Linked DNA regions of Homo sapiens: region 2 is linked to region 1. A link is an interaction called in ENCODE POLR2A ChIA-PET data of the cell type or tissue named here. Cell type or tissue: GM12878. All regions are shown on one strand. Links, peaks and the distances in the headings refer to the core of each region. The heading gives the core; the rest is flanking DNA.

Region 1 (12,567 bases), core at 1,660-9,659:
AAATGAATTAAAGTTCCTAGACCAGGGTCTGACCCTTGTCAGCTTTTTAAAAGCATCAGCTATGATGATGATTATTTAATCATCAGAAACTTGTGCTGTTTAAAGGATATTAAAAGAGCCAGCAGCATGTGGGCACTAATGACATGCAGGCACTCTGTCCCAAGCGTTAAATCATTCAGTCCCCGCAATGCCCTTCTAGGGCACATGCTCTTATCATCCCCATTGTTCAGAGAGGTAGAGACGCTTGCCTAAGGCTGCACAGCAAATCAAGGTGGAAATGGAACCCAAGACCCAAAATCAGGTTTTTGACTAGGGAAGAGTCAGGGGGAAAAACAAAGATGAAAGATGGGGAAGGAGAAAACAGCGGCAAAGCTGAGAAAGGTGAGAGTAAGGCAGTGGCACAGACACAGAGGCACGGCTGGCGGCTTGGGGAGAGGCAGGTGGCTGGCTCTCCTGCTGAATGAGGAAGTGGCTGGGAGCAAGGCCCAAGGGAGGCCACCCCAAGGAGACGGGGACTTCTAGCCCCCAGCTGGAGCCTGGGGCTGGGGAAGGAGGAACCTGAGGTTAGGGTGCTGGAGGATGAGACAGCTGCAGGAAGCCCCCCTCCCCCATCCACACGTCACACCCACCGCTCCTTGGGCCTGGGCTTAGGAGAAAAAAGGGGAAACTGGATTCTGGTCACAGGGCAGATGCCCAGTGGCCTGTGGGGGAAGGGAGGAGAGGAGATTTGGAGCCTGGAGGAGGGTCAGGTCCCAGCTCAGCCCACGGTCACCACTGTTCAGGCCTGGCTGAGTCCCCTCCCTTAAAAACCCAAGCCTCTCCCATTGTGTCTAGAGCGAGCATGGAGGGAACAGACCCTGTAGGTCCTCCCGGGCACACCAGGCCACCCAATGTGTTGGAGCAGAGTGGGCGAGGGGGCAGTCAGAGACCAGAGCAGGGCTCTGAGCCAGGAGGGCCCTGACCTGACTCAGGGGTTCACAGGTTCCCTCCGGCCGCAGGTGGGGAGCAGACTGTGGAGGCAGGGACTGGAGCAGGGAGGCCAGGCTGCTGGGATATTTGTGAGGATATTGTGAGGTCTATTAGAATAATGCCTGGTTGAGTTCAAGACCAGCCCGGCCAGCATGGTGAAACCCCATCTCTACTAAAAATTAGGCTGGGCACGGTGGCTTATGCCTGTAATCCCAGCACTTTGGGAGGCTGAGGCGGGCGGATCACGAGGTCAGGAGATCGAGACCATCCTGGCCAACATGGTGAAACCCGGTCTCTACTAAAAATACAAAAAATTACCTGGGCATGGTGGTGGGCACCTGTAGTCCCAGCTACTCAGAAGGCTGAGGCAAGACAATACCTTGAACCTGGAAGGTGGAGGTTACAGTGAGCTGAGATCGCGCCACTGCACTCCAGCCTGGGCGACACAGCAAGACTCTGTCTCAAAATAATGATAATAATAATAAAGGGCCAAGCGCGGTGGATCACGCCTGTAATCCAACACTTTGGAAGACCGAGGTGGGCGGATCCCCTGAGGTCGGCAGTTCGAGACCAGCCTGACCAATATGGAGAAACTCGGTCTTTACTAAAAAATACAAAATTAGCCTGGCGTGGTGGCGCGTGCCTGTAATTCCAGCTACTCAGGAGCCTGAGGCAGGAGAATCGCTTGAACCCAGGAGGCAGAGGTTGCAGTGAGCAGAGATTGCGCCATTGCACTCCAGCCTGGGCAACAAAAGCGAAACTCAGTCTCAAAATAATAATAATAATAATAATAATAATAATAATAATAATAATAATAATAAACTTTCACTCCTGCTCTAAAACTTACCTTGGTTTCTCACTCTGCCTTATGTCCCTTGGTCAAATTCTTTTTTGAGGAGGCAAGGATTGAGGTTGCTGCAGACCCCTATGGATTCACTGCTGCGAACATACTTCGGTACCGTGTGACTTGGATATGTTCCATGCTAAAAATTAGTATGTCCAGTCTCGAGTTCTCAGCTTAGCTTGATAAAAATCCTCCCTCAGCCAGGTGCAGTGGCTCACACCTGTAATCCCAGGCGTGATTTTGGATTTTGGGACTTTAGGAGGCCAAGGAGGGTGGATCACCTGAGGTCAGGAGTTTGAGACCAGCCTGGCCAACATGGTGAAACCCTGTCTCTACTAAAAATACAAAAACTAGCCAGACATGGTGGCAGGCGCCTGTAATACCAGCTACTTGGGAGGCTGAGGCAGGAGAATCGCTTGAACCTGGGAGGCAGAGGTTGCAGTGAGCCAAGATCATGCCATTGCACTCCAGCCTGGATGACAAGAGTGAGACTTTGACTCAGAAAAAAAAAAAAAATCCTCCCTCAGTCCTTCAGCATCAGCCTCCTAGTCTCATCCTCCCCACTTCAGCCAGGCCTGGGCTGTCCCCAGAAGATATTCCCCAAGCACCATCCAGTCATACGGATGTGGCCATAGGGGCTGGAATCAGGGTCCTAGAGCGCCACCTTTAGTTGCTGAGATGTGGGAAAGTCCAAGGGGTCCCCAAAGAATGGACTCGGGTGGTAGCAGACATCTGTGGGCTATGTGGGCTCTTTACTAACCAGAAGTGGAATGTTTCAACATTTTAGCAACCAATACAACTGTGCTGATGCAGACCACAGGTGGCAGGTCTGGGCTGGCCTCTGGGCTAGAGGACGGATAAAACACTCTCTTTGGCCAGGCATAGTGGCTCACACCTGTAATCCCACCACTTTGGGAGACTGAGGCGGGTGGATCACTTGAGGTCAGGAGTTTGAGACCATCCTGGCCAACATGGTGAAACCCCGTCCCTGCTAAAAAATACAAAAATTAGCCAGGCGTGGTGGTACACATCTGTAATCCCAGCTACTCAGGAGGCTAAGGCAGGAGAATCGCTTGAACCTGGGAGGCAGAGGTTGCAGTGAGCCGAGATCGCACCACTGCACTCAAGCCTGGGCAACAGAGCAAGACTCCGTCTCAAAATAAACAAAACAAAACAAAACAAAAAAACCCTCCCTCTTTGGATGAAGGAAGAAGCTGAGATTCAGGGCACCCAGCAACAAGGCGCTGCCCCAAGACACTGCCAGACTCCTGGAAGCTGAGCTGAGGGCCTCCACACAAGATCAAGAGGTGAGTGTCTCACCCTCTCTGGGCAGCAGGCCAAGAGTTGGGGAAGCCAACGCTGACTTTCCCAGAAACCAGGTAGTGTGTTGGCCTGTGACCAGCTCACTTCTGTGGAAGCTACAGTCCCTCCCCACTCTCCCAGCTTCCACACTGGCCCCTCCACAGCCTGTCCTCCTCAAAGCAGCTGGAAGCTTTGTAAAACATCAGATGAATAGAGGCCAAGGCAGAAGGATCGCTTGAGGCCAGGAGTTCAAAACCAGCCTGGGCAACATAACGAGACCCTGTCTCTAATTCTTTTTTTTTTTTTTGAGATGGAGTTTTGCTCTTGTCGCCCAGGCTGGAGTGCAGTGGCGCGATCTCCGCTCACTGCAACCTCCACCTCCCGGGTTCAAGCAATTCTCCTGCCTCAGCCTGCCGAGTAGCTGGGATTACAGGCATACGCCACCATGCTTGGCTAATTTTGTATTTTTAGTAGAGATGGGGTTTCTCCATGTTGGTCAGGCTGGTCTCGAACTCGCAACCTCAGGTGATCCACCTGCCTCCGCCTCGCAAAGTGCTGGGATTACAGGCGTGAGCCACCGTGCCCAGCTCTAATTATATTTTTAAAAATAGGCTGGGCATGGTGGCTCACGCCTGTCATGCCAACACTTTGGGACACCAAGGCAGGCATATTACTTGACCTCAGGATTTCAAGACCAGCCTGGGAGCCAGGCGTGATGGCTCAAGCTTGTAAATCCCAGCACTTTGGGAAGCTGAGGCAGGTGAATTGCTTGAGCCCAGAAGTTTGAGACCAGCCTGAGCAACAGGGCAAAATCCCAGCTCTACAAAAAATACAAAAATTAGCCCAGCATGGTGGCACCTACCTGTAGTCCTAGCTACTAGGGAGGCTGAGGTGGGAGGATCACCTGAGCCTGGGGAGGCAGAAGCTACAGTGAGCTTTGATTGTGCCACAGCAGTCCAGCCTGGGCCACAGAGTGAGACCCTGTCTCAAAAAAGAAAAAAATTAATTAATTTAATTTAAAAATCAGACAAATAGCCTAATTTTTAAGTGACCAAAACATTTGAACAGACACTTCACTAAAGATGAGACGTGAAGGCCGGGCGTGGTGGCTCACTCCTGTAATCCCAGCACTTTAGGAGGCCAAGGTGGGCGGATCACCTGAGGTAAGGAGTTCGAGACCAGCCCAGCAAATATGGTGAAACCACATCTCTGTTAAAAACACAAAAATTATCTGGGCGTGGTGGCAGTTTCCTATAATTCCATCTACTCAGGAGGCTGAAGCAGGAGAATCCCTTGAACCCAGGAGACAGAGGTTTCAGTAAGCCGAGATCGCACCGCTGCACTCCAGCCTGGGCAACAGAGCAAGACTCCATCAAAAAAAAAAAAAAAAAGCCAGCGTGGTGGCTCACGCCTGTAATCCCAACACTTTGGAAGGCCAAGGCGGGCAGATCACCTGAGGTCAGGAGTTCAAGACCAGCCTGGCCAATATGGTGAAACCCCATCTCTACTAAAAATACAAAAATTAGCCAGGCACGGTGGCAGGCATCTGTAATCCCAGCTGCTTGGGAGGCTGAGGCAGGAGAATCACCTGAACCTTGGAGGCAAAGGTTGTAGTGAGCTGAGATCAAGCCATTGCACTCCAGCCTGGACGACAAAAGTGAGACTCCATCTCAAAAAAAAAAAAAGAAGAAGAAGAAGAAGAGACATGAATGGCCAGGAAGCCTGTGAAAAAGTGCTCAGCACTATTAGTCATTAGGGAAATATAAACGAAACCTCAGTGAAATGTCACTGCACGCCCACTTAAATGACTAAAATTAAAAAGACTGACCCTATCGAGTGTCAGCAGAAATGTGGAGCAGTTGGAAATCTCAGACACTGCCGGTGGAAATGAAAAATAGAGCAACCGCTTTGGAAAATAGTCGGTTGTTTCCTTTAAACATTCTGCAGTAGCTCACACCTGTCATCTCAGTGCCTTAGGGGACTAAGGTGAGAGGATCTCTTGAGGCCAGAAGTTCAAGATCAGCCTGAGAAACATAGCAAGATACCATATTTACAAAAATTGTTCTTTTTTTTGAGACAGAGTCTCATTCTGTTACCCAGGCTGGAGTGCAGTGGCACGATCTCAGCTCACTGCAACCTCCGCCTCCTGGGTTCAAGCAATTTTCATGCCTCAGCCTCCTGAGTAGCTGGGATTACAGGCACCCACCACCACGCCCGGATAGTTTTTTGTATTTTTAGTACAGGTGGGCTTTCACCATGTTGGTCAGGTTGTTCTCAAAGTCCTGACCTCTGGTGATCCACCCTCCTCAGCCCCCCAAAGTGCTGGAATTAGAGGCGTGAGCAACTGTGCCTGGCCTAATTTTTCTATTTTTCATACAGATGGGCTTTCACCATGTTGGTCAGGCTGATCTCGAACTCCTGACCTCAACTGATCCGCCTGCCTCAGCCTCACAAAGTGCTGAGATTACAGGCGTGAGCCACTCTGCCTGGCCCAAATTTTTTTTTTTTTTTTTTTTTTTTTTTTGAGATGGAGTCTCTCTCTGCCGCCCAGGCTGGAGTGCAGTGGCTCGATCTCGGCTCATTGCAGCCTCCCCGTCCCAGATTCAAGCGATTCTCCTGCCTCAGCCTCCCAAGTAGCTGGGATTACAGGCATGAGCCACCACACCTGGCTAATTTTTGTATTTTTTTAGTAGGGACAGGGTTTCGCCATGTTGGCCAGGCTGTTCTCACACTCCTGGCCTCAAGCGATCCTCCCACCTCAGCCTCCTAAAGTTCTGAGATTACAGGCATCAGCCACCATGCCTGGCCCCCAAAATTGTTTTAAATTAGCTAGGCGTGGTGGAGCACACTTGTGGTCCCAGCTACTCAGGAGTCTGAAGCAGGAAGGTTGCCTGAACCCAGGGATTGGAGGTTGCAGTGAGCTATCGTGGCACTACTGCACTCCAGCCTGGGTGACAGAAGGAGACCCTGTTTCAAGAGAAAGAAAAAAGGAAGGAAGAAGGAAGGGAGGGAGAGAGAGAGAAAGAAAGAAGGAAAGAAAAGAAAGAAGAAAGAAAGAGAGACAAAAAGAAAGAAAAGAAAAGAAAAAAAAGAGGCTGGGGGCGGTGGCTCACGCCTGTAATCCCAGCACTTTGGGAGGCTGAGGTGGGCAGATCACAAGGTCAGGAGATCCAGACTATCCTGGCTAACACGGTGAAACCCTGTCTCTACTAAAAATACAAAAATATTAGCCAGGCATGGTGGTGGGTGCCTGTAGTCCCAGCTACTCGGGAGGCTGAGGCAGGAGAATGGCGTGAACCCAGGAGGCGGAGCTTGCAGTGAGCCGAGATTGCGCCACTGCACTCCAGCCTAGGCAACAGAGTGAGACTCCATCTCAAAAAAAAAAAAAAAAAAAGAAGGGGATGTGTGATGTGTTCAATGACATTAGGGAACCCACTGAATCTCTAGGAGGTCCAAGAAATCAGTCCCTGAGCTACACAGATCAGATCCTACTCCTGCCTTGGGGAGCAAACACCTCAGCTCCACTGCTAAAGTGATCTGGGACCTTCTGTGAAGGCTTCTGTCATTTGCATCAGACACTGGGGGAAGTTTGGCAATTTCTAAGAAATTTAAACATAAACACACCATACAACCCAACACTCCCACTCCTAGGTATTTACCAAAGAGAAGTGAAAACGTGAGTTTATACAAAAACCAGTACCATATATTAATAGTGGCTTTGTTCATAATTGCCCCAAACTGGAAACAACCGAATGGTTCTTCACTGGATGAATGGATAAACAAGTTGTTTATCCATTTTTTTGAGATCCACACGGTGGGATACTACTCAGCAATAAAAAGGAATGAACTATTTTTACTTATCTTTTTATTGGAGAAAGGGTCTTGCTCTGTTACGCAGGCTGGAGTGCAGTGGTGCAATCATGGCTCACTACAGCCTCAACTTATTGGGCTCAAGCGATCCTCCCACTTTAGCCTCCCAAGTAGCTGGGACTATAGGTGCGCATCACCATGCCCAGCTAATTTTTATATTTTTCATAGAGATGATGTTTTGCCATGTTGCCTGGGCTGGTCTTGAACTCCTGGCCTCAAGCGATCCTCCCACCTCATTCTCCCAAAGCCCTGGAATTACAGGTATGAGTCACTGCACCTGGCCTCACCAATATTTTTTTCTCCCCTTCTTCTTCTATAGGTGTGAGCCACCACGTCTGTTTTTTTTTTTTGTTTTTTTTTTTTTTTTGAGATGAAGTTTTGCTCTTGTTGCCCAGGCTGGAGTGCAATGGTGCAACCTTGGCTCACTGCAACTTCTGCCTCCTGGGTTCAAGCGATTCTCCTGCTTCAGCCTCCTGAGTAGCTGGGATTACAGGCATGCACCACCATGCCCAGCTAATTTTTGTATTTTTAGTAGAGACGGGGTTTCATCATATTGGTCAGGCTGGTCTCTAATTCCTGACCTCAGGTGATTTGCCAGCCTCGGCCTCCCAAAGTGTTGGGATTACAGGCGTGAGCCACCACTCCCGACATCCTAATTTTTATTTTTATTTTTTTAGAGATGTGATCTCACTCTGTCACTGAGGCTGTAGTGTACTAGCAGGAACATAGCTCACTGCAGCCTCAACCTCCCAGGCTCAAATAATTTTCCCACCTCAGCTCTGCAAGTAGCAGGGACTACTGGCAGGCACCGCCATGCCAGCTAATTTTTAAATTTTTTTGTAGAGATAGTGTTTCACCACCTTGCCCAGGCTGGTCTCAAACTCCTGAGCTCAGGCAATCCACCTGCCTTGGCCTCCTAAGGTGCTGGGATTACAGGTGTGAACCCCCTTGCCCAGCCACCCCTTCCTCTACTGAAACAGAATTTGTAGTTGGGCATGAGATTCCCTAGCCAAGAAGATGTCTCTCATCCTCTTTGGAGCCTGTTGGGGCCATGTATCTGTTTTCTGGCAAACGGAACTTGGGAAGAAATGATGCGGGCAACTTCCAGATTGTGTCCCTAAAGTCAGAGTATGCCCTCTCCTTTTCTGCTCTTCCTATTGGCTGGAATGTGGCCCTTATTCTGGCTGTGGGCACCCACTTTAACCACAACAGCTAACATTTTGAAGGCTTTTTAAGTAGAATCCAAGTAATGCTTGATGGTTTCATCAATTGTGGTTCATCCATAACATAAATAGAGTCATGGCCAGGCATGGTGGCTCATGCCTATAATCCCAGCACTTTGGGGGGCTGAATCAGGAACCTCAATTGTGGCCAGGAGATCAAGACCAGTCCGGGCAACATAGCGAGACCTTGTCTACGAAAACAAACAAACAAACAAACAAACAAACACATCAGCCGAGTGTGGTGGTACATGCCTGTAGTTTCAGCTACTTGGGAGGCTGAGATAGGAGGATCACCTGAGCCCAGGAGGTTGAGGCTATGGTGAGTCATGATTTGATTGGGCCACTGCACTCCAGCCTGGGCAACAAGGACAGAGCAAGACTCTGTCTCAAGGGGAAAAAAAAAAAAATTAAGAACTTGCCACAGTGGCTCATCCCTGTAATCCCAGCACTTTGTGGGGCCAAGGCAGGAGGATTGCTTGAGGTCAGGAGGTGTAGACCGGCCTGAGCAACATAGAGAGACACTCTCTCTACAAAAAAAATTAAAAATTAGCCGAGCGTGGTGGCACACACCTGTAGTCTGAGCTACTTGGGGGGCTGAGGTGGGAAGATCACTTGAGCCCTGGAGGTCGAGGCTACAGTGAGCCGAGATCACGCCACTGCACTCCAGCCTGGGTGACAGAGCGAGACTCTGTCTCCCAAAAAAAAGAATTAATGGCCGGGCGCGGTGGCTCAAGCCTGTAATCCCAGCACTTTGGGAGGCCGAGGTGGGCAGATCACAAGGTCAGGAGATCAAGACCATCCTGGCTAACACGGTGAAACCCTGTCTCTACTAAAAATACACAAAAAAATTAGCCAGGCGTGGTGGCGGGCGCCTGTAGTCCCAGCTACTCGGGAGGCTGAGGCAGGAGAATGGCGTGAACCCAGGAGGCGGAGCTTGCAGTGAGCGGAGATATAGCGCCACTGCACTCCAGCCTGGGCGACAGAGTGAGACTCCGTCTCAAAAAAAAAAAAAAAAAAAAAAGAATTAACATTCACCAAAAGATATCTTAGAATGATAATGTGGCTATATATTTAGATCTATATTTTAAAAGGTCATTATTACTTAGCGATATGTACTTCCTACAAATTTGGGAGGTGAAATAATAAGACGTCTGGAAAGTGTTAAAAGCAATCCAATAAAGAAGAAGTAGGTTCAGGTAGAGAGGGAATAAGATTAGCACGAATTGACAATTATTAAAGCTGGCAATAAGTCTATGGGAATTCATTATACGATTCTCTCTACTTTTGTGTATGTTTGAGATTTTTTATTAAAAAAAAGATAACCATTAGAAAATGGTTACAGAGTAGGAGAAGAAATTTGTAACACATAATGCAATGAATCTGAACATATCCTGCACACATAAATAACTCCTTAAAAACAAACAGCAAACCCCAGAAGAAAAATTGGCAAACTCAAGTAGACACTTAATTAATTAATTTAATTTATTTTATTTTATTTTTTGGAGACAGTCTCACTCTGTCACCCAAGCCGGAATGAAGTGGTGCAATCTTGGCTCATTGCAACCTCCACCTCCCAGGTTCAAGCGATTCTGCTGCCTCAGTGTCCCGAATAGCTAGAATTACAGGCACATGCCACCACACCCGGTTAATCTTTGTATTTTTAGTAGAGACGGGGTTTCGCCATGTTGACCAGGTTGTTCTCAAACTCCTGAGCTCAGGCAATTGGCCCACCTTGGCCTCCCAAAGTGCTTGGATTACAGGCATGAGCCACTGCATCTGGCCAATTGATTTATTTATTTGAAACAGGGTCTCACTCTGTTACCCAGGCTGGAGTAGAGTGGCAGAATCCTAGCTCACTGCAGCCTCAACCTCCCTGGCCTAAGCCATCCTCCCACCTCAGCCTCCCAAGTAACTAAGACCATAAGTATGGGCTACTATGCCTGGCTAATTTTTAAATTTTTTTAGAAACAGGGTCTTGCCCAGGCTGGTCTCAAACTCCTGGGCTCAAGGCGTCCTCTGGCCTTGGCCTCCCAAATTTCGGGGATTGCAGGCATGAGCCACTTCAAGCAAGCACTTCAGAAAAGAGGAACTCTAAATGGCAATAAAGGTGTGAAAAGGTGCTCATCCTCAGAAGGAGAACAAACATTAAAACAATGTAAGGCCTGGTGCAGTGGCTCACGCCTGCAATACCAGCACTTTGGCAGGCGGAGGTGGAAGGATCACCTGAGGTCAGTAGTTCAAGACCAGCCTGGCCAACATGGCAAAACCCCGTCTCTACTAAAAATACAAACATAGCCGGCATGGTGGCACATGCCTGTAATCCCAGTTACGAGGCCGAGGTAGGAGAATTGCCTGAACCCGGTAGGCAAAGGTTGCAGTGAGCCAAGATTGCAACACTGCAGTCCAGAGTGGGCGACAAGAGTCAGACTCCATCTCTAAAAACAAACAAGACTAGTAGCGCAAAACCGCTCCACACCTTTCCCTCTACCCCTAGAAATGTCGAAATTTTCAAAATCCGACACTACCAGATGTGGTGAAATGTGGAGCCACAGAAAATCTCATACACCTCTGAAGGAGGCAGAGGGGTTGAACCACTTTGAAAAACAGTTTGGCACTTTACTTCCCAGAGACCCAACTTCCGCCCCTATCTGTATCTGAGAGAGATGGGTGCAATAGATGCCAGGAGCCTTGTGTAAGGATAGTCACCCTATTTGTAAGGCCACCCTATTTGTAAGGCTTTTCAAAAGAAACAACCCAAATGCCCATCGCAGGAGAAAGGATACATACCTTGGGGCATATCACACAATGGAATACCGTGTAACCATGGGAATACATACCCTAGATCCATTTGCCACAACATGGACTTATCTCTCAAAGATAATGTTGAGTGGAAGAAGAAAGAAGCCGCGGGCACGGTGGTTCACGCCTGTAATCCCACCACTTTGGGAGGCCGAGGCGGGTGGATCACGAGGTCAGGAGATCGAGACCATCCTGGCTAACACGGTGAAACCCCGTCTCCACTAAAAATACAAAAAATTAGCTGGGCGTGGTGGCGGGCACCTGTAGTCCCAGCTACCCGGGAGGCTGAGGCAGGATAATGGCGTGAACCCGGGAGGCGGAGCTTGCAGTGAGCTGAGATCGCACCACTGCACTCCAGCCTGGGCAACAGAGCGAGACTCTGTCTCAAAAAAAAAAAAAACCCGCATACAAGAGTATATACAATATGGTTCCTCCTTACATAGAGTTAAAAAATAGTCCAAATTAGACTACACTGTTTTAGGAAGCATACATGTAAGGCAACATTATTATTATTATTATTATTATTATTATTATTATTGAGACGGTCTCGCCCTATTGCCCAGGCTGGAGTGCAGTGGCCCGATCTCGGCTCACTGCAAGCTCCGCCTCCCGGGTTGATGCCATTCTCCTGCCTCAGCCTCCTGAGTAGCTGAGACTACAAGCGCCCGCCACCACGCCCGGCTAATATTTTTTGTATTTTTAGTAGAAACAAGGTTTCACCGTGTTAGCCAGGATGGTCTTGATCTCCCGACCTCGTGATCCGCCTGCCTCAGCCTCCGAGAGTGCTGGGATTACAGGCGTGAGCCACGGCGCCTGGCCTATTATTATTATTATTATTATTATTATTATTATTGTTGTTATTATTGTAGACAGGGTCTGGCTCTGTCACCCAGGCTGGAGTGCAATGGCACAATCACTGCAGCCTCAAACTCCCAGGTTCCAGCAATCCTCCCACCTCAGCCTCCTGGGTAGCTGGTACTACAGGTGCATGCCACCACTTCTGGGTAATTTTTTTTTTTATTTTTTGTAGAGATGAGGTTCTTACTATGTTGCCCAGGCTGGTCTTGAACTTCTGTCCTCAAGGGATCTTCTTGCTTCAGCCTCCCCAAGTACTGGAGTAACAGGCGTGAGTCACCTCGCCCTGCCAATAGGTGGCAAAATAATTAAGAAAATCAGAAGTGTTCCATCAGAACCAACATGGTGGTTGCCTTTCAGGGGACAGTACACTTTGTAAATAAAAAGGAACAAAAGAGGAATGTTCTAGAATACATCAATTACATTTATTTATTTATTTATTTGTTTATTTATTTATTTATTTTTAAGACAGGGTCCCCCTCTGTCACCCAGGCTGGAGTGTGATGGCACAATCTCAGCTCACTGCAGCCTCGACCTCTGGGGCTCAAGTGATCATCCCACCTCAGCTTTCCAAGTAGCTGGGACTACAGGCGCATGCTACCACACCCAGCTAATTTTTTGTATTTTCGGTAGAGACGGGGTTTCGTCACGTTGCCCAGGCTGGTCTCGAACTCCTGAGCTCAGGTGATCCGCCCACCTCTGACT
Region 2 (12,567 bases), core at 2,619-10,618, 240 kb before region 1:
CGCCCACCTCGGCTTCCCAAAGTGCTGAGATTACAGGCATGAGCCACCGTGCCCGGCCCCCAAATTTCTTACAGGAAATTTCTAAAGTAGACTAGAGTCCGCAGTATTTGAGCCCTGCATACCTCTCACCTGATTTCAACAACATCAGCTGCAGACTGCCCGACATTGTCTCCTCTATCCCCCTTCTCTCATACTTTTTCTTCTGGGTATTTTGAAGCACATTCTAGATGCCAAGTCACTTGCCTGTAAATACTGGAGCACACATTTCTCTGAGTGATAAGCACATTGTTTTAAAGCAGTCAGGAGGTTGTGCAATGTCATCCATCTCCCAGCAGCAGAGTTCACACATCCACACGCAACCTCCTGCTGCTTTATAGATGAAGGTGCCAGGTGAGGACATGAAAAGAATTTGCATTAAACATCAACTGACAAGCTTTTTTTTTTCTCCTGCCCTCTGTGCCGTTGGCACAACCCACCAAATTCAATCAAGTTCTTCTATATCTTCCAATACCCAGTCTGTGTCAAATGTCTCTGATTATCTGAGAACATCGTTTTATGTTGTTTGTTTTATTTTAAGAGACAGGGTCTCACTCTGTTGCCCAGGCTGGAGTGTAATGGCACAATCTCGGCTCATTGCAACCTCTGCCTCCTGGGTTCAAGCTATTCTCCTATCTCATCCTCCTGAGTAGCTGGGATTACAGGCACCCATCACCATGCCCAGCTAATTTTTGTATTTTTGCATTTTTAGTAGATGGGGTTTCACCATATTGGTCAGGCTGGTCTTGAACTCCTGACCTCAGGTGATCCACCCGTCTCAACCTCCCAAAGTGTTGGGATTACAGGCGTAAGCCACTGCACCCACCCTTGTTTGTTTTGTTTTAAGAGACAGGGTTTTGCTCTGTTGCCCAGGCAGGAATGCAGTGGTGCGATCATAGCTCGCTGAGGCCTCCAACTACTGGGCTCAAACGATCCTCCAACCTCAGCCTCCCAAATAGCTAGGACTAACACTACCACTAGTAGTAACTATGCTTAACTAATTTTTTTATTTTTATTTTTTGTAGCGACGGGGTCTCACTGTGTTGCCCAGGCTGATCTTGAACTCCAGGGTTCAAGCAATCTTCCCATCTCAGCCTCCCAAAGTGCTGGGATTACAGGTGTGAGCCACCAATGCCCAGCCCTAATTTTTGTATTTTTAGTAGAGAAGGGGTTTCACCATGTTGGCCAGGCTGGTCTCGAACTCCTGACTCAGGTGATCGCCCCCTCGGCCTCCCAAAGTGCTGGGATTATAGGCGTGAGCCACCACGCCTCGCCTGTCTCAAAAATAAATTAATTAAATTAAATATTTCAAAATACAGAAAAGTTGGAAGACAATACAGCGAACACCTGAACACCCACCACATATTATAGATGCTGCTAGTCACACTGCCCCAAACTTTTTTAAAACTTGCATTTCCCCAGTGATGCTTCCCTGACGGGGTGTGGCTTCACGGGCTCTGCCCGACGGGCCGTCCTCCCTCTGTCTCCCCAGTACCTGGTGCTCATGCTCATCGTCTACATCTTCGAGTGCGCCTCCTGCATCACGTCCTACACCCACCGTGACTACGTGAGCCCGGCGAGGCCTGGGGAGGGGCCTGACCTGCATGGGAGGGGCGAGGGTCCCGGCGCGGCGGGGCGGAGGTCGTCCTCTCTCCCCACCCAGCCCTGCCGGCCCTTGTTCTTCCCTGTTCTCCTCAGATGGTGTCCAACCCATCCCTGATCACCAAGCAGATGCTGACCTTCTACAGCGCGGACACCGACCAGGGCCAGGAGCTGACCCGCCTCTGGGACCGCGTCATGATTGAGGTGGGCGGGGTGGACCGGGTGCTGGGAGGGCCCTGGGCTCCGTCCACAGAGGCCGATAGAGCTCCCGATGTGCCAGCTTTTAGAGGAGTGAGTGCCTTAAAGACATCCGCTCATGAGATCTCTAGGAGAGCAGGGCTGCGGTCATCACCGTTCTGCGGATGAGTAAACAGGCCCAGAAAGGGAAAGTCCCTTGCCCGAGGCCACACAGTCGGTAAGTGGTGGGAGCTGGGATTGGAACCCGGCAGCCTAGCTCCTGACCTCCCTGCTCTTAGCCTACACATACTACCTCAACAGAAATGTTGATAATAACAATGATAGTAACAGCACCATTCACTGAGCTAGGTTTCACACTGTTCAAAGGACTTTTATTTTTATATTTTGAGATGGGGTCTTGCTCTGTTGCCCAGGCTGGAGTGATCATAGCTCACTGCAACCTCCAACTCCTGGGCTCAAGTGATCCTCCCGCCTCAGCTTCCCGAGTAGCTGGGAATACAGGTGCGCCCCACCACACCCGGCTAAGTTTTTTAAATTATCTTTTGTGGAGATGGGGGTCTTGCTCTATTGCCCAGGCTGGTCTGGAACTCCTGGGCTCAGGATTGGAGCGATTCTCCCACCTCCGCCTCTCAAAGTGCCGAGATCACAGGCATGAGCCACGAGTGCCTGGCCTCAAAGCACATTTTTTTTTTTCTTTTTATCTTTTTTTTTTTTTTTTTTTTTTTGAGACAGAGTCTTGCTCTGTCGCCCAGGCTGGAATGCAGTGGCGCGATCTCGGCTCACTGCAAGCTCCGCCTCCCGGGTTCACGCTATTCTCCTGCCTCAGCCTCCCGAATAGCTGGGACTACAGGCGCCTGCCACCGCGCCCAGCTGATTTTTTGTATTTTTAGTAGAGATGGGTGTTAGCCAGGATGGTCTTGATCTCCTGACCTTGTGATCCACCTGCCTCGGCCTCCCAAAGTGCTGGGATTACAGGCTTGAGCCACCGTGCCCAGCCTTTCAAAGCACTTTTAAAGCTTTTTTAATCCTCACGACCACTCCATAAGGGAGATCGGCCTTTTAGTGATGAGGAGACCAAAGCAAGAGGTTGAATATCTTGCATGAGGTCACACACCTGGTAGGTCACAGAACTGGAAGGATTCAAACTCAGACTTCCAGGTTTGAAGAGATACAGTCTTCCTCAAATCCAACATGATATTGCACTGGAAAAGGAAGAAATTGGCTGGGTGCAGTGGCTCAAACCTATAATCCCAACACTTTGGGAGGCAAAGGCGGGCAGATCACTTGAGTTCAGGGGTTCAAGACCATCCTGGCCAACATGGTGAAACCCTGTCTCTACAAAAAATACAAAAATTAGTCAGGTGTAGTAGTGTGCGCCTGTGATTCCAGCTACTTGGGAGGCTGAGGCAGGAGAATCACTTGAACCCAGGAGGGGGAGGTTGCAGTGAGCCAAGATGGCGCCACTGTACTCCAGCCTGGACAACAGAGGGAGACTCCGTCTCAAAAAAAAAAAAAAAAAAGAAGAAGAAATTGAGGACTCAAGGAAAACTGAGGCGTCAATGTGGCCCAAGTCCTCTAGCTAGCCAGGATTTGAACCCATGTTTGAAGGGTGCCCAAGCCTATGTTTTCCTCATTCAGGAGCCACAAATTAAACACCTGGATTCCTTACCAAGGCCAGGAAAAGCCAGAAATCTGCCCTTTTTGTGTTATTTTATCAGCATAGTTGTTGATAAAAATATTTTATTTTATTTTATTTTTTGAGATGGAGTTTCATTCTTGATTCCCAGGCTGGAGTGCAGTGGCACGATCTTGGCTCACTGCAGTCGCCACCTCCCGGATTCAAGCAATTCTCCTGCCCCAGCCTCTCAAGTAGCTGGGATTACAGGCGCCCACCACCACACCCGGCAAATTTTGTATTTTTAGTAGAGACGGGGTTTCATCATGTTGGTCAGGCTGGTCTCGAACTCCTGACCTCAGGTGATCCATCCACCTCGGCCTCCCAGAGAGCTGGGATTACAGGCGTGAGACACCGTGCCCGGCAAAAATATTTTAAAATAAGTCAGAGGTGCAGGTTTAATCCAAATCCCCCATCAGCCTCCTGGTCCTGGGACAAATATTGTCTGCACCGTGCTCACACACACAGACACCCACCGGACACACTCGCTTGGAGGCCCAGGACATGGGGAAGTTGGGCCCAGCTGTGTCAAAGGCCAATCCTGCCCCTCCTTGCTGTGTGACCTCAGGCAAGCAACTGTCCTCTCTGAGCCCGAGCCTGCCTGACCCCCTGCTTTTCACTCTAGCAAGAATGCTGTGGCACATCTGGTCCCATGGACTGGGTGAACTTCACGTCAGCCTTCCGGGCGGCCACTCCGGAGGTGGTGTTCCCCTGGCCCCCACTGTGCTGTCGCCGGACGGGAAACTTCATCCCCCTCAACGAGGAGGGCTGCCGCCTGGGGCACATGGACTACCTGTTCACCAAGGTGTGGCCGTCTGCCCTGCTCCATCTGTCTATCCATCTGTCTGTCTTCCTCTGGTCTCTGCTCCCTCTCTGATTCTCTCTTTCTCCCTCCCTGTGTCTGTCCGTCTAGCTTTTTCCCTCTCCTCTTCCCCTCTCTGATTTTCTTGTTTTCTTTTTCTTTCTTTCTTTCTTTCTTTCTTTTTTTTTTTTCAAGACCGAGTCCTGCTCTGTCACCCAGGCTGGAGTACAGTGGCACAATCTCAGCTCACTGCAGCGTCTGCCTCCCGGGTTCAAGGGATTCTCCCACCTCAGCTTCCAGAGCAGCTGGGATTACAGGTGCGCACCACCCTCTTGGCTAGTTTTTGTATTTTTAGCAGAGACGGGGTTTGACCATGTTGTCCAGGCTGGTCTCGAACTCCTGAGCTCAAGTGATCCACCCACCTCAGCCTCCCAAAGTGCTCAGATTACAGGCGTGAGCCACCACGCTGGGTCCCCTCTCTGATTTTCTAGTGCTCCCCCAACTCTCTCTCAAGTCAGCAGGATGCACCCAGGGTCTGTCTGAACCAGACCTGGCACCTACAACTTTACTCAGGTTGTCCGAGAATAAGAGCAATAATAGGGCCGGGCGCGATGGCTCATGCCTGTAATCTCAGCACTTTGGGAGGCTGAGGAGGGCAGATCACTTGAGGTCAAGAGTTCGAGACCAGCCTGACCAACATGGCGAAACCCCATCTCTACTAAAAATGCAAAAATTAGCCCAGAGCAGTAGCACGTGCCTGTAATCCCAGCTACTCGGGAGGCTGAGGTAGGAGAATCACTTGAACTCTGGAGGTGAAGGTTGCAGTGAGCCGAGATTGTGCCACTGCACCCCAGCCTGGGCGACAGAGTGAAACTCCATCTCAAACAAAAAAAAACAAAACAAAACATCAAACAAAACAATAGAGCTAGGCACGGGGGCTCACGACTGTAATCCCAGTACTTTGGGAGGCCAAGGCAGGAGCATCACTTGAGGTCAGAAGCTCAAGACCAGCCTGGGCAACATATCAAGACCCCGTCTCTACAAAAAAGTACAGAAAATTAGCCAGGCGTGGTGGTGCGCGCCTGTAATCCCAGCTACTGGGGAGGCTAAGGCAGGAGGATTGTTTGAGTCTAGGAGGTCAAGGCTGCAGAGAGCTGTGATGGTGCCACTGCACTCTAGCCTAGGCAAGAGACTTAAAAAAGGCAAGAGACTTTAAAAAAAAAAAGGCCGGGCGCGCACAGTGGCTCATGCCTGTAATCCCAGCACTTTGGGAGACCGAGATGGGAGGATCACAAGATCAGGAGTTCGAGACCAGCCTGACCAACATGGTGAAACCCCGTCTCTACTAAAAATACAAAAATTAGCCGGGCGTAGTGGTGCACACCTGTAATCCCAGCTACTCAGGAGGCTGAGGCAGGAGAATTGCTTGAACGCGGGAGGTAAAGGTTTCAGTGAGCCGAGATCATGCCACTGCACTGTAGCCTGGGTGACAGAGGGAGACTGCGAGACTGTCTCCAAAAAAAAAAAAAAGCCAGCTGTAAGATCAAAATCACCCTCAGATTGTCATAGCCATCAGCAGGGCGGCACCTACTTGTGCAGGGCCTGGGTTCAACATCAGCTCCCTGGGGCCCCGAAACCACCCGAGGAGGTGGACAGTGCCATGGTCCCCATTGCACAAGTGAGAAAACCAATGCTCAGGGAAGGTGGTGACTTTCCCAAGGGCGCACAGTGACTCTCGCTTTCAGCGGCTACCCTCATGGGCGTCTTCTCAAACTTCCCCCATCCCCCTGCCCAGGGCTGCTTCGAACACATCGGCCACGCCATCGACAGCTACACGTGGGGTATCTCGTGGTTTGGGTTTGCCATCCTGATGTGGACGGTGAGAGGCGGGGAGCCCACAGGCTGGGTGGGCTGGGGGTGGGGGGCGGAGTGCCCTCATCTCGCTGCCTCCTCGCCAGCTCCCGGTCATGCTGATAGCCATGTATTTCTACACCATGCTCTGAGGGACAGGAGGGGAAGGCAACATACACACCCCGGACTCCTCCGCATCCTCCTCCTGCTTCCTCCGCTGGGCCTGGATGGCTGCCTCACCTCTCACCTCCCAACGTCCCTAGCCCTTACGTCCTTCCACTTCCAAGATCTTTTTCCAGGTTCCTGAGCCCTACTGTGTCTCAGGTGTGCCCTGAAACCCCAGGGCTTGTGTGCACATATCCTTAGCCCATCTTTCAAGGGACCTCTCCATGATCCCACCTCCCATTCACAGATACCTCTCTTGTAGCTCTCTGACCTCCTCCTTCATGGCAGGCATCGCCATTCTTGCTGAACCGTTTGTGATTGCCATTTGAGCTCTGGAAGCCTCTATTGCCATGAGAGTTCTGTCACGGTCACTTTACTGTCCCCATCATCACCCAGCACGGGGCTAAGCATATACTAGATAGTCAATAAATAAATAAATAATGAATGAATGAATGAGTTTTTTTTTTTCTGGGTCACGGGAGAGTGAACAAGAACTGTTCTAGGCCAGGCGCAGTGGCTCACGCCTGTAATCCCAGCACTTTGGGAGGCCGAGGCGGGCAGATCACCTGAGGTCAGGAGTTCAAGACCAGCCTGGCCAAAATGGTGAGACCCCCATCTCTACAAAAATGCAAAAATCAGCCGGGTATGGTGGCGCACATCTGTAATCCCAGCCACTCCGGAGGCTGAGGCAGAAGAATCACTTGAACCCGGGAGGTGGAGGTTGCAGTGAGCTGAGATCGCACCATTGTACTCCAGCCTCGGCAACAAATCGAGGCCCTGTCTCCAAAAACAAAAAAAACTATTCTGATGGAAGTGGTGGAAACCCAACTGTCACTGACTGAAGTGTAAAATGGAATTTATCAGCTCACGTAACTGAGTCAACGGGGCTGGCTTCAGGCATGTCTGGATCCAGATGTTCAATCTAAGTTTCCAGGAAACCTGCTTCATTCCCTGACAGGATTTCTCTGGCAACTCCAGACTTAATGTCTTTATAACTAAGCAATGCAACAGAAGGAAAGAGCCTCTCTCCCAAGGGCTGTAGCCAAGGTCCAGAGTTGTAGCCAAGGTCCAGAGTTGAATCTCACTGTCTCGGCTTAGGTTCTAGGCCCTTCGTTAGGTTGGGAAAGGGAGGGCACCTGGCTTGGTAATCCTGCTAAGGATGCATGCAGTGGTGGTGTTGGAAGGGGAGTTGTTTATCAAAGGAAAATCCAGATACAGGGCTGCTGAGGCTTATAGGTGATAAAAATCCTTCTCCTAGGGATATAGCTTCCAGCAAGTTCTCTAAGGGGTCCATGACAGCAAACCATTACGAATTGAATTATGGCTGGGCACTGTGGCTCACACCTGTAATCCCAGCACTTGCTGAGGTGGGCAGATCACTTGAGGCCAGGAACTTGAGACCAGCCTGGCCAAAATGGCGAAACCCTATCTCTATTAAAAATACAAAAAAGTACCTGGGCATGGTGGTGTGCACCTGTAGACCCAGCTACTCAGGAGGCTGAAGCACAAGAATCGCTTGAACCCGGAAGGTGGAGGTTGCAGTGAGCCAAGATTGCACCACTGCACTCCAGCCTGGGAGACAGAACAAGATTCCGTCTCTAAAAAAAAAAAAAAGAACCAAATTATCACTCTTTGTTCTCCCTGAAGCCACGACTAGGCCTTCCCAAGAGGGCCTGGGGGCTTCCTTCCCCATCAAATAATTTCTTGGGGTTCCCATTTACTCCAGTGGTCTGCAGATAGTCTTTGATTGCTGAATTCAGATTTCATTTTTTAAAAATATGTAATGGATAAAGAGGTCATTATTTATTAGAGTGAAAAATCGGAAACTACCCAACAACCATCACCAAAGGGATGGGTTGTGTAAATCATGTTATGCCCTTGGACTGAAATGCTCTGTGGCTGTTGTGTGTGCGCCTGTGGTCCCAGCTACTGGGAAGGCTTAGGCGGGAGGACCGCTTGAGCCCTGGAGTTCGAGGTTGCAGTAAGCTATGTTCACACCTATGAGTAGCCACTGCACTCCAGCCTGGGCGACACAGCAAAATTCCATCTCTAAATAATAATAATAATAGGCTGAGCACGGTGGCTCATGTCTGTAATCCCAGCACTTTGGGATGTCCAGGTGGGAGGATCGCTTGAGCCCCAGAGTTTAAGATCAGCCTGGGCAACATAGCAAGACCTTGTCTCTATAAAAAATTTTAAAAAGCAGGACGCAGTGGCTCAGGCCTGTAATCCCAGCACTTTGGGAGGCTGAGGTGGGAGGACCGCTTGAGCTCTCGAGACCAGCCTGGGCAACATGGCAAAACCCTGTCTCTACAAAAAATGCAAAAATTATCCAGGTGTGGTGATGCGTGCCTGTGGTCCCAGACACTGGGGAGGCTGAGATGGAAGGATGGCTTGAGCCCAGGAGGCAGAGGTTGCAGTGAGCCGAGATCGCACCACTGCACTCCAGCCTGGGTGATAGAGCCAGACTCTGTCTCAAAAAAAAAAAAAATTAAAAAAATTATCTGGGTGTAGTAGTGTGTGCCTGTGGTCCTAGCTTCTTAGGAGGCTGAGATGGAAGGACTGTCTGAGCACAGGAGGTCGAGGCTGCAGTGCTCCACACCACCACACTCCAGCCTGGGGAACAGAGCAAGAACCTGCTTCAAATAAATAAATATATATATATATAATTATAATAATAAATACTTTTTAAAAGAGATAGCTGTATGTGAGTTGACTATAAAAAGATCTCATAATAACTGGAAAGCCCATATGAGGATGTTCATTAGTAAAATAAATGACTATCAGCAGGGCACTGGGTAAATTAGCTACGCTATATCCATCCTCTGCAATACCACAAAGAGGTAAAAATAAAAAGAACAAGAACTCTGCTTTAACATGGAAAACGCGCTAAGAAATACATAGTAGGAAAAATTGAAAACTATATACAGTACTTTTTTTTTTTTTGAGATGGAGTTTCACTCTTTTGCCCAGGCTAGAGTGAAGTGGTGCGATCTTGGCTCACTGCAACCTCTGCCCCCTGTGTTCAAGCGATTCTCTTGCCTCAGGCTCTGAGTAGCTAAGATTATAGGCACCTGCCACCATGCCCGGCTAATTTTTGTATTTTTACTGGAGACAGGCTTCGCCATGTTGGCCAGGCTGGTCTGGAACTCCCGACCTCAGGTGATCCACTCACCTCAGTCTCCCAAAATGCTAGGATTACAGGTGTGAGCCATCACACCTGGCCCATATAGTACTCTTATTCCTGCAGGGTTGATCAAACGGAGCTTTAGTCTTTTTCTTCCTTAAAAAAATGAGTTAATGTTTTTATAATAATGTTTAGAAGAATAGAGGAAAAACTTTGTTGTTTTGCAGAACACTTTTTTGTTGTTGTTGTTGTTGACGGAGTCTCGCTCTGTTGACCAGGCTGAAGTTCAGTGGCACAATCCCGGCTCACTGCAACCTCCGCCTCCTGGGCTCAAGCAATCCTCCCCTCTCAGCCTCCTGAGTAGCTGGGACTACAGGCACGCACCATCACGCCCCGCTAATTTTTTTTTTTTTTTTTTTTTTTTTTTGAGATGGAGTCTCATTCTGTCGCCCAGGCTGGAGTGCAGTGGCGCAATCTTGGCTCACTGCAAGCTCCGCCTCCCAGGTTCACGTCATTCTTCCGCCTCAGCCTCCCACGTAGCTGGGACTACAGGTGCCCGCCACCACACCCAGATAATTTTTTGTATTTTTAGTAGAGACGGGGTTTCACTGTGTTAGCCAGGATGGTCTCGATCTCCTGACCTCATGATCCGCCCGTCTTGGCCTCCCAAAGTACTGGGATTATAGGCGTGAGCCACCGCGCCCGGCCTGTATTTTTTATAAAAATACAAAAACCGTTCTGCGCCTGGTAGAACACTTCTTTATTACAGCAATATATAAAACAAATATAACTTTAAGCCGGGTGTGGTGGCTCACACCTGTAATCTCAGCACTTTGGGAGGCCAAAACAGGTGGATCACCTGAGGTCAGGAGTTTAAGACCAGCCTGGGCAACATGGTGAAACCCCGTCTCTACTAAAAATACAAAAAATTAGCCAGGCATGGTGGCGGGTGCCTGAAATCCCAGCTACTCAGGAGACTGAGGCACAAGAATCGCTGGAACCTGGGAGGGGAGGTCGCAGTGAGCTGAGATCATACCACTGTACTCCAGCTTGGGTGACAAAGTGAGACTCCATCTCAAAAACAAATATATATATATATATATATATATAAATTTATATTATATATAAACTTAATATAACTTTAAATATTCATAATGACACTATACATTATGATTGATGGTGTTAGTCCACTCTCTCAAATTTGAGAGAATAGCTTGTAGAATTCTTGAAATTCACCAACCTTCTTCATAAAGACACAGGATTGAAATGCATGTGCATGTTTTTGTTAAGAGCATACCAATTTCATTCTCCTCAGTTTTGCTCATAATCTCCGTATTTTCATGCACCCTCAGTGAGTTAGCCAAACTCAAGGCCTTTTATTACGGAAAGGGCTAGCACAGTTGTGGTGACACCCTTAAAAGTTAATATCCTTAAAAGTTAATAACTAATAAGTCAACAACAGATTTTTGACCTAGCTCCCTTTTCCTTTAGAGCAAAAAGAACTTTCACCTGAGCATCCAGCCCAACCCCTAAAGACTGAAAATACCCTTCAAACTCCTTTAAAAGTGCCCTACACAGTGGCTCACGCCTGTAATCCCAGCACTTTGGGAGGCTGAGGTGGGCAGATCATCTGAGGTCAGGAGTTCGAGACAAGCCTGGCCAACATGGTGAAACCCCATCTCTACTAAAAATACAAACATTAGCTGGGCGTGGTGGCGGGCACCTGTAATCCCAGCTACTTGGGAGACTGAGGCAGGAGAATCGCTTGAACCTGGGAGGAGGTGGCAGTGAGCCGAGATTGAGCCATTACACTCCAGCCTGGGCAACAAGAGTGAAACTCCGTCTCAAAAAAAAAAAGAAAAAAAAAAAACAGAACTGGCAGCGGGGAAGGGCTGGAGGCAGTGTCATCAGAGGAAGATTTTTGGATTCCAAGCACAGATGATGATTTGTCTGTGGTCAGTTTGTTTTGTTCTTTTCCTTTCTTTCTTTTTTTTTTTTTTTTAAGACAGAGTCTCGCTGTCACCCAGGCTGGAGTGCAGTGGCGTGATTTTGGCTCACTGCAACCTCCACCTCCCAGGTTCAAGCGATTCTCCTGCCTCAGCCTCCCAAATAGCTGGGATTTACAGGTGCCCCCCGACATGCCTGGCTTTTTTTTTTTTCTCTGAGACAGAGTTTCGCTCTTGTTGCCCAGGCTGGAGTGCAATGGCGAGATCTTGGCTCACCACAACCTCTGTCTCCCAGGTTCAAGTGATTCTCCTGCCTCAGCCTCCCGAGTAGCTGGGATTACAGGCATGCACCACCATGCCTGGCTAATTTTGTATTTTTAGTATAGACAGGTTTTCTCCATGTTGGTCAGGCTGGTCTTGAACTCCTGACCTCAGGGGATCCACCCGCCTTGGCCTCCCAAAGTGCTGGGATTACAGGCATTAGCCACCGCACCCAGCCCCTGGCTAATTTTTGTATTTTTAGTAGAGATGAGTTTTCGCCGTGTTGGCCAGGCTGGTCTCAAATTCCTGACCTCAAGTGATCCACCCGCGTCGGCCTCCCAGAGTGCTGGGATTATGCCTTCTGTTGATGATGTCAATCACTTTTTGCGGTTGGTCGTCTCCTTGATCTGAATAATCTGAATCCATATCTTCGTATTCTGCCCAAAATGCCTCCACTGGAAGCCATAAACTGGGCCCAAGTCCCCTTCTTCTCAGTGGAGAATCCCAAGTTGTCCAAAAAGGGCTCCACTGCCTCATCTCACATTTTCACTCTCTTGGAAGACAGTTCTTCAGCATATGTGGATCCCTTGATAAACGACAGCAACTCCTCCAAAACATTGTGGTTGTCAGCAGAGGAAAGTCACTTCTCAGGCTGCAGTGGGACTGACTGACTGCCTGCCTGCCGAAAACGAAAACAGCGGCGGCAGAGAGCAGGTGCCCTGGGGGCGTCCTTCCTGCAGCTGCAGCAGACGATGTGCTCCACCTGCCTTAGGTACTGCAGCTCCCCGTGGGGCGGACAGGGCTCAGCATCCCGCTCCTGCGCGGCAGGACAGAGGCAGTGAGGAGACAGGGTTAGAGACCGGGTTTCACCATGTTGGCCAGGCTGGTCTCGAACTCCTGACCT

Evidence for each region. Peaks named below come from ENCODE experiments on the same cell type or tissue, not always from the same donor. Only the 100,000 strongest peaks of a DNase experiment are listed, where the experiment ranks them.
Region 2: POLR2A ChIA-PET joins it to region 1 with 10 read pairs; 5 of 35 experiments call an interaction of 5 or more read pairs at or near these places.

What each region holds. Positions count from the first base shown.
Region 1 is chr19:35,908,906-35,921,472 of GRCh38, forward strand. No RefSeq gene overlaps it. Among named protein-coding and RNA genes, the nearest start is that of TYROBP, 6.9 kb to the left of the region's middle. RefSeq lists enhancers at 367-496, 647-696, 797-906. In GM12878, for the core only: a CTCF peak has its summit at 2,478; no DNase peak of the experiment used is centred there; H3K27ac peaks cover 2,706 bases.
Region 2 is chr19:35,671,704-35,684,270 of GRCh38, forward strand. UPK1A (uroplakin 1A) reads left to right here. Exons shown (of 8, transcript NM_007000.4): 4 at 1,529-1,603; 5 at 1,735-1,842; 6 at 4,137-4,316; 7 at 6,109-6,192; 8 at 6,272-6,778. The coding sequence ends at 6,316. UPK1A-AS1 (UPK1A antisense RNA 1) reads right to left here and starts at 1,588. Exons shown (of 2, transcript NR_046420.1): 1 at 1,532-1,588. It also overlaps the pseudogene TYMSP2. RefSeq lists an enhancer at 11,888-12,389. In GM12878, for the core only: no CTCF peak of the experiment used is centred there; no DNase peak of the experiment used is centred there; H3K27me3 peaks cover 132 bases.